Regions from separate parts of the Homo sapiens genome. Here region 2 is linked to region 1. The links are chromatin contacts, found by Hi-C or POLR2A ChIA-PET in ENCODE. All regions are on one chromosome and are shown on one strand. Each heading gives the region's core, a stretch centred on a gene start or an enhancer-like site at or near the end of the contact. The rest is flanking DNA. Distances are from core to core; before and after follow the strand shown.

Region 1 (4,553 bases), core at 466-2,965:
GCCTTCCATGGGAAGAAAATCATTTCTTTAGGAAGGACAAGGGGATTTTTAGAAGAAAAAACAGGAGATAAAGTTTGTGATGATGTTTCTTTATGCAGGCGCATGTAGCCTATCCATCCTTTAAGGATATGAGTTTCCCCAGGGAAGGGATTTATGACAGGTTTACTGTCAGTCTCTTTCCTGGGAGTAGACTCACCCAAAAGAGGGAATTTAGGGAAGGATTATTTCCCAGAAGTTTCAGATTTTAGTCAGATAAGGGAAACTCTGAGAAAGCTTCTTTCTGCATCTGGCATCTGTTGATTCTCAAATGTCTTCACCTTAAAATGATCTTTGTACCAACTCTGGGGTTCTGAGTGGGTCCCCACACCTGTTAAAAGATAATTTAAAAAGAAGTAGAAGTGAAAGGAGAAGGAAGATGAGGTAAAATCATGATATTCATATAAATATAAAATAAAAATGTCTCAAAGACCTCAAAGACTTTAATTCATTTACTAATGAGGGAACCAGTAAGATGTTACAAATAATTCAAAGGAGAATTCAATGCACACACACACACACACACACACACACACACACACACACACCCCAACAGGAATACTGAAATAAATCTGATTAACACATGCAAAAGAGACCAATAATCTATGGGGCAATAATCAATGTATCTCACAATCTGCATCTATCTGTCACATATAATCTGCATTTCTATCAACAATAAATCATTTGCGTTACTATAAGTATTCTACAACTTACAGAGTTGTAACATATACTCATAAAACATTTCAGTTAGCAATGGAACAGACCCTGTATATGACAGCGATCCCATAAGATTACAATGGAGCCAAAAAATTCCTATCACCTAGTGACATTGTAGCCATTATAACATTATAATGTTATAACATTATATTATATAATGTTATATATAATATAATGTTACATATTATATAACATATTATATATATAACATAACATAATATATAATGTATAACATGTTATATATAAATGTTATAATATATAACATATGTATATATAAAACATAATTATATACTGTTATAACATTATAAAAGCACAATTACTTTAAAAAAAACTTAATGTAAGGTCTGATCTTAGAAATTTTGTTATTGGGCTACCCAATTTACAGCCTTTAGGAGTCATAAATATGACAATTCCAACACTAAACTATTCAAAAGTTGGCATTCCAGCCATACCTGAAGGACCCTATTCAATGCAACTGGTGATCGTTCACATTCCCATAACAATATGTTTTCATATTTTACCCCATATCCTGACAGTTCCACATGTAGAGATATTTTGGAAAAGCTACCAGGGTACAGGGGTGGGGGACATTTTTAAATTGTTATATACAATCCCTACTGTCTTATAAGCAGATCTAAACACCTACCTGTGGTTATACAAATATTTGGAAGAAGACTAAATTACTCTGCATGAGAAATAAATAAAAGATACAGGAGCTGAGGGCAGATCCAAACCTTGAGAACAGTGGCAGCCAGGGAGGCTGGAAACTCAGTGCTGGAAAAGCTGAATCCTTTTCATCCTCCAAGCCAGAGAGACTCCATGACAACTGTCAGTCTAAAGAGGATAGTTAAGATAATTTGTACTGAAATATAAACTCTGTTGTCTCTCACCCTCTCAAAATTGTCAACCACTTAAAAAAAATTGTGAACCACTGAAATATTTAGGCTGGTTCAGGACTAAAACAGCATTCAGGGCAGATGGATAGCTGGGTTACACAACGAGAGCATGTTTACTTGCTCTTCTAGGAACTATTACTTCTGTAACTCTTTGGGCATACTTTTCCAGAGGGACTCAATATCATTTTTTCTATTGATTTGTGTTATTGCACTGTGAATTATTGCTGTTCTTAAAGATATGGTTCCATGCTAAAAAGGAAATGCTTTTTGTTTTTTACTTTCCCAACGTTTCCCTATAAACATCACTTACTGGCCCCTTGCCTTTCTACTTCTGTTCCTAAACAATTGAGTTCTAAAGCCATTTGGTGGATCAGAAGGAGGTATTTTTCTGTGTTGAGTGTGACAGAGTAGTGGTCCAGAGAAGAATTTCGGAGTTCCACTGGGGTGAGAAGGGCATCCTTAGAGGGGGCTGGTGCCTGGTCCTAAACAGGGTGGGGAGAGTGCTCATGTAAGTGAGAGTCTGCACTGAGTAAGGCGAGGAGAGCATCCATGCAGGAAAGAGGATCTGTCAAGATAATAAATATATTAAGTTAATAGAAAGCAAGCTTCTCTCACTGTCAGGAAAGGGAGTAACAGATATGTAAAGGGAGAAAATTAGACTGAGCCTGTAGTGTTGGATAAGAACTGGAGATGAACTCATAGTTTTCAGTATTAGAAATATACAGAGAAATTAATACAGATGGAAATGTGTGTATGTATGAATAACCATACATATATTTCCTAGTCTGTCCACTGAGAGACCTGGTGGCAGTGATACTCCACTATCAGTGAGCTTACCTTGTGTCTACATCTTGGCTTCTAAATACCATTCTACCCAGAGAGGACCCAGAGCTCCTTAGAGAAATGGCTAGTTACAGGGCTATAGCAGGGAAAATGCAAGATGATCCTGAAACATCTTGTAGTGCCAGAAAGCAAGGAAGAGTGCTCAAAAAATGATGCATAAATATTACAAAGACACCAAAGCTAGGTTAAAAGAGTTCCTACTGGTCCAATTTGAGACAACTTGCACATCAGAATACATAATAATAATCAACAGATTGTAACCCATTGAACAAAATAGGAAGCCATAAGTCTACCTGATAGAAATAAGTAAATGAATAAATTAACACTTTGATGAGGAAAGGGACTTTTGCAGTTTCAAAGTACCCCTCTACAAAATATGTATTAATTACAAAGGAATTTGGGTGAAACCACTAATGGAAAAAATTAATATCTTGTACTACCTGACAGGTTGAAATGAGCATCACTTGTGTGAATTTTATGCCAAAGATGCATAACCTGAATCTAATTATGATGGACATCAGACAACCCAAATTCAGGAACATTCTACAAAATAATTGACTTGCATTTTTCAAGGGTCAAGGCCATGAAAATGAAAAGAGGCTAAAGAAATGTGACAATTAAATGCAAGGAGCGATTCCAAACCAGATCCTTTTACTACAAAGGACATTTTGCAGGGGCAATATATAAACTTTAATGGGTTCTGAGGTTTAAGTGGTAGTAACAACTCCATGTTAAATTCCTGATTTTAATGGTTCTATTTACATAGGAAAATATTCTTGTTTGTAGGAAATACTAAAGTATTTAAGGGTGCTAGAGCATCAGGTCAAAAACTTACTTTCAAATGGTGGGGTGGTGGGGAAATGTTCTTTATCCAATACTTGCAACTTCTCAGTTTGAGATTATCTCAAAATTTTAAAATTATCTCAAAATTTTTTTTTTGAGAGTTTCGCTCTTGTTGCCGAGGCTGGAGTGCAGTGGTGCAATCTCGGCTCACTGCAACCTCCACCTTCAGGGTTCAAGTGATTCTCCTGCCTCAGCCTCCCGAGTAGCTGGGATTACAGGCGCCCGCCATCACACCCAGCTAACCTTTTGCATTTTTAGTAGAGATGAGGTTTCACCACGTTGGCCAGGCTGGTCTCCAACTCCTGACCTCAGATATCTGCCCACCTCAACCTCCCAAAGTGCTGGGATTACAGGCATAAGCCACCACACCCGGCCCAAAAGTTACTTTTAAAATATCACTTTAAAATATTTAAGATTCCTGATATAGCTGTTGAATCATAATGTTATGAAAATGTAGAACTAATTTCATGATACCGAGAGGTGACAGCGTGCTGGCAGCCCTTGCAGCCCTCGCTCGCTCTCGGCACCCCCTCGCCTTGGCGCCCATTCTGGCCGGGCTTGAGGAGCCCTTCAGCCCACCGCTGCACTGTGGGAGCCCCTTTCTGGGCTGGCCAAGGCCAGAGCCGGCTCCCTCAGCTTGCGGGGAGGTGTGGAGGGAGAGGGGCAGGCAGGAACCAGGGCTGCGTGCAGCGCTTGCAGGCCAGCGCCAGTTCCGGGTGGGCATGGGCTCTGTGGCCAGCACTCGGAGTGGCCGGCCGGCCCGCCAGTCAGGGGTAGTGAGGGGCTTAGCACCTGGGCCAGCAGCTGCTGTGCTGGATTTCTCGTGGGGCCTTAGCTGCCTCCCCGCTTGGCAGGGCTCGGGACCTGCAGCCTACCATGCCTGAGCCTCCCTCTCACCCCGCCTTGGGCTCCTGCACAGCCGGAGCCTCCCCGACGACCATGGCCCCCTGCTCCAGGGCACCCAGTCCCATTGACTGCCCTAGGGTTGAGAAGTGTGGGCGCACGGCCGGGACTGGCAGGCAGCTCCACCTGCAGCCCCTGTGAGCGATCCACTGAGTGAAGCCAGCTGGGCTCCTGAGTCTGGTGGGCACTTGGAGAATCTTTATGTCTAGCTAAGGGATTGTAAATACACCAATCAGCACTCTGTATCTAGCTCAAGGTTTGTAAACACACCAATCAGCACCCTGTGTCTAGCTCAGGGTTTGTGAATGCACCAAT
Region 2 (4,553 bases), core at 791-3,290, 46 kb after region 1:
TTCACTTAGCACAATGTCTTTAATGTTCACGTGTTGTAGCATGTGTCAGAATTTCCTTTTTTAGGGCTGAATAATAGTCCATTGTATTTATGTACCACATTTTGTTTAACTGTTTATCTGTCAGTGGACATTTGGGTTGTTTCCACCTTTTGGCTGTTGTGAATAATGTTGCCATCAACACAGGGATACAAATATCTGTTTGGGTCCCCACTTTCACTTTCACTTCTTCTGGGTATATACCAAGAATTGGAATTGCTAAATCAGATGGTAATTCTTTGATTTTTGAGGGACTGTCATTTGATTTGATTTTGATTTTTTAAGGGACTGCCATACTATTTTCCACAGCAACTGTACCATTTTACTTTCCAACTAGTGTTGCACAAGAGTTCCGATTTCTCCACATCCTCACCAACGTTTGTGTTCTCGTTTCATTTGTTTGTTTTGACAATAACTATCCTAATGGGTGTGAATGGTATCTCATTGTGCTTCTTTTAAAAAAAAAGGCTTTCTCAATGTTCCGTTTTATTGAGTTCTGCCATGCAGCATTCTAGAAGTAACTGGAAAGAAGTATAACCAAAAATCACATGAATACATAACTCCCTGTATTTCCATTTATGTCCCCTTGTTTTCCACCTATACTGTTCTGTATCCTAACGCAAGAAACCCATTCCAGTCAGATTTTTGGCTTGTGGTATCAGAGTTTGGGATTGAGTCGAGAAGAGCACCTAGTAATTTACTAGCAAAATGGAAGAAGACTGCAGGAGACTCGAAGCCTTAACAGTAACCACTTTAGCCATGTCCTCTCCCCTTCTACCCCATCTCTGCTCTTTTATGTCTTAGCAAAGTACCCAGAATCAATATTGGACTCACTCTTCAGGCTCCTGACTGTCTTCTTTCCATATATCTTTGCAAAATTTACTAAACACTATCTGTTTGGTTTAATGTTCAGTGAATGTGGAGGAAGCTCTTGAAAGGCAGTACAGAACTGGAGAGTAAACTTAAAAGTGTCCTCCCTCTCTTTTCATAGCTTTTCTATAGTGCTGGAGTGTTGTTGAGTGTTAAAGATGCCACATATTTCTAGTTAAATAATCATTAGTCCCAGCACTTTGGGAGGCTGAGGTGGAAGGATCACGAGGTCAGGAGATGGAGACCATCCTGGCTAACACAGTGAAACCCTGTCTCTACTAAAAATACAAAAAATTAGCCGGGCATGGTGGCACACGCCTGTAGTCCCAGCTACTCAGGAGGGTGAGGCAAGAGAATCGCTTGAACCTGGGGGGCGGAGGTTGCAGTGAGCCGAGATCGCGCCACTGCACTCCAGCCTGGGCATCAGAGTGAGACTCCATCTCAAAAAATGATAATAATAATCATTAGATACCTGATGATTTATGGATCTAAACAATGATTAGATCCATAAGTATTCATTAACCCTCACAGAGTGCACATATTTTAGTTAGATACCATGAGGGCATAGAAAGATAACTCAGGCTGGCTCCCTTTAAGTAGTTATACCTTAGCGTTTCAGGTAGAGCACTGAGCTATCACTGGGGAGAGGCAGGACTCCTGTTCTCTAGAAGTTTATGATCTAAGATGGGAAAACAATGCCAACATATATAAAACATTAGAGAACCATTTTTTAAAAGTACTTAAGTTCCAAACCTGTGTTGCTGAAACCAAAATTGCTATTATGGTTCACTGAAAGGAGTGATTATCTCAGGTCCAGAGCAGTAAAGGATGGCTCTGAAAAATGAAGAGGACTGGGCAAAACAGGTGAGCATAGGGAGCAATAGTGGATCAAATGTCTTTTACCTGGAGGGTTTTTGTATAAGAGAACACCCTGAGGTTGTAAGTCATTTCTTACCCCTTACTGTGCCCACCTGGGCTCCAGGTTTGCAAAGGAGGGAAGGAAGAGGCTCTATCATGGGGTGCCATTGCTCACTAGCCCTGAGCAAAAGTCAAACCCAGCAAGGGAGAACAGATTCCTGGCAGGAGAAATTCTACAGGATGTTTACTCAAGATATGAAAGACTGAAGAAGAGAGAGAAATCAGTGTGAATCTTGTATTAGTGGAAGTGAAACTTGAACTCTTACTTGCATATGAATCATAAGCAGAAAGAAAAAGGAAAGAGGGAAGAAACTGGAGTAAGAGGCGTGAGCAGAGACACTGCTATAAAACATAATATGTACTGAATGTTTATGGCATGCATTGCCTCTATTAAACCATAGGAAGTAGATCCTGATACTATCCCCATTTTAGAGTTGGGGAAGCTGAGGCTTACAGGAATTCACTGCTTGCTCAAAGTCACTGTTAATAAGTAGAGGAGTCAGGAATCAAACTGTTCGATAGCAGATTTAGTGCAGTGAATTGCTACACTAGAGAGATTGAGACATGAGTGAACATGGCAAGAAGAGGAGATCAACACAATAGAACAAAGAGTTATTTCACTTTGCAGAGGAGTGGGATGTAAAGATGGGTAAGGCAGAGTCAAACCCTTTAGCAAGGGATGCAATGCCCTTTTGTCCATAACAGGCCCCTGCCTGCCTCCTAGGTTTATCTCCTGTCTCTCCTTATAGCCCCTTCATGGTGAGGCCCCATTGAATTACCTGGTGATTTCTTAACTTGTCAGACTCTCATACCTCTTGCTTTTGCATAAGCTATTTCCTCTGCCTAGAATAGCTCCTGCCTGTTCTTTGCTTTGTGAATTGCATGTCTTCATCCAAGACTCTTCTCAATTGTGCCTCTGTTTAGTAAAGCCTTCTCCTGGCTCCTCATTCCTCCACACTCTGCAGTCCCTACCCCTAGCAAAGCTGGGTGCTTTCTCCTCTGCAATGGCAGAGCAACCATGCATTATATACTTCCCTCTGCTTCCCTGACATTACAAAGTAATCTGTTCACATGCTGTGGCCTCTCCAGACTCAAAGCCCCTTAAAGAAAGGGATGGCATGCTTAGCACAGTGCCATGGGGTAAGTATTCAAAATAGGTTAATGAATACATGAATAGATGAATGAATAGATTGATTAATTAATTATGGGGAAATTTAAAACTAGGTATGATAAGGTAAGTGGTAGCAATTCTTAGAGATTCAAAGGCAGGGAAGTGGCATGATGAGAATGCTATGTAAAAAATTTAAGATGGATGATTATTGTTTTTACTTTTCTTATTGTAAGACATCAAAAATATACAAATTTATTGTAGTTATTTCTCCTTTTCCAGGTATCTCAGTCATAACAGAATAACCTTCCTGAAGCCGGGTGTTTTTGAAGATCTTCACAGACTAGAATGGCTGTATGTTTAATTTATGTGGCATTTTATTGCACTAGTTTTTAGATTCTAGAGATATATAAATGAATTAATTTTTTTCTTCTGGCTGTCAGGATAATTGAAGATAATCACCTCAGTCGAATTTCCCCACCAACATTTTATGGACTAAATTCTCTTATTCTCTTGTAAGTACTAAACTAAAGCAAATATTTCAATCAAAGGCAAAGACATGAATAAAAATTAATGCTTAAATTTAATACCATTAAATTTGGATTTGTTAAAACCCCAAAGAGGCCTTTTCAATGAAAAACCTTTTCTTAATCATATTCTATAAGGCTATTTATAGTTCCAACAATTTTAAAAGATTTTCTGTCTTCTAGAATATCAGCCCATAAAAACTGAATACATTCTCACTCATATTTTATCACAATATTCTTTTTTTTTTTTTTTTGACATGGAGTCTCACTGTATCGCCCAGGCTGGAGTGCAGTGGCGTGACCTTGGCTCACCACAACCCCCGCCTCCTGGGTTCAAGCCATTCTCCTGGCTCAGCCTCCCAAGTAGCTGGGATTACAGGTGTGTGCCATCACGCCCAGCTAACTTTTGTATTTTGAGTAGAGACGGGGTTTCACCATGTTGGCCAGGCTGGTCTGGAACTCCTGACTTCATGATCCACCCATCTTGGCCTCCCAAAGTGCTGGGATTAAGGCGTGAGCCACCACGCCCAGCCTTTATCACAATATTCTTAAGCACATCGTTACTGTCTATACAGGCAGACCTCAGTGATATTGTGGGTGTTGTTCCAGACCACTGTAATAAAGCAAATGTCACAATAAAGCAAGTCACACAAATTTTTTTGGTTTCCCAGTGCACATAATAAAGTTATGTTTACACTATACTATATTCAATTAAGTGTGCAATAACATTATGTTTAAAAATGTGCATACCTTAATTTTAAAACTCTTTATTGCTAAAAAGAGCTAACAATCATCTGAGTTTTCAGCGAGTCATAATCTTTTTGCTGGTGAAGGGTCTCATGTCAATGTTGACAGCTGCTGACTAACCACAGTAGTGGTTGCTGAAGCCTGGGGTGGCTGTGGCAATTTCTTAAAATAAGATAACAATGAGGTTTGCTACATTGATTGACTTTTAATTTCATGAAAGATTTCTCTATGGTATGCAATGCTATTTGCTAGCATTTTACCCACAAGAGAATTTCTTTCAAAATTGAAGTCAATACTCTCAAATCCTCCCAATGCTTTATCAAATAAGTTTATGTAATATTCTAAAT

Evidence for each region. A loop is a pair of places that touch in the nucleus more often than their neighbours do. ChIA-PET counts read pairs that join two places held with the same protein, here RNA polymerase II (POLR2A).
Region 2: a loop to region 1 is called in a map of endothelial cell of hepatic sinusoid, with 4 times the contacts of the local background. The contact joins the enhancer-like site here to the promoter of RXFP1-AS1 in region 1. A Hi-C loop is called at or near these places in 1 of 168 maps with a recorded cell type or tissue (endothelial cell of hepatic sinusoid). POLR2A ChIA-PET finds 5 or more read pairs at or near these places in 3 of 52 experiments (IMR-90, OCI-LY7 and activated T-cell).

The regions. Positions count from the first base shown.
Region 1 is chr4:158,562,954-158,567,506 of GRCh38, forward strand. It overlaps RXFP1-AS1 (RXFP1 antisense RNA 1), which reads right to left and starts at 1,716. Exons shown (of 4, transcript XR_007058351.1): 1 at 1,488-1,716; 2 at 197-367. The region is part of intron 1 of RXFP1 (relaxin family peptide receptor 1); the gene reads left to right.
Region 2 is chr4:158,608,916-158,613,468 of GRCh38, forward strand. RXFP1 (relaxin family peptide receptor 1) reads left to right here. Exons shown (of 18, transcript NM_021634.4): 7 at 3,215-3,286; 8 at 3,376-3,447. Among named protein-coding and RNA genes, the nearest start is that of RXFP1-AS1, 47 kb to the left of the region's middle. Within about 2 kb of position 2,041, at least 2 of the 41 ENCODE cell types and tissues checked have a DNase peak (open chromatin) inside an H3K27ac peak, as active enhancers do.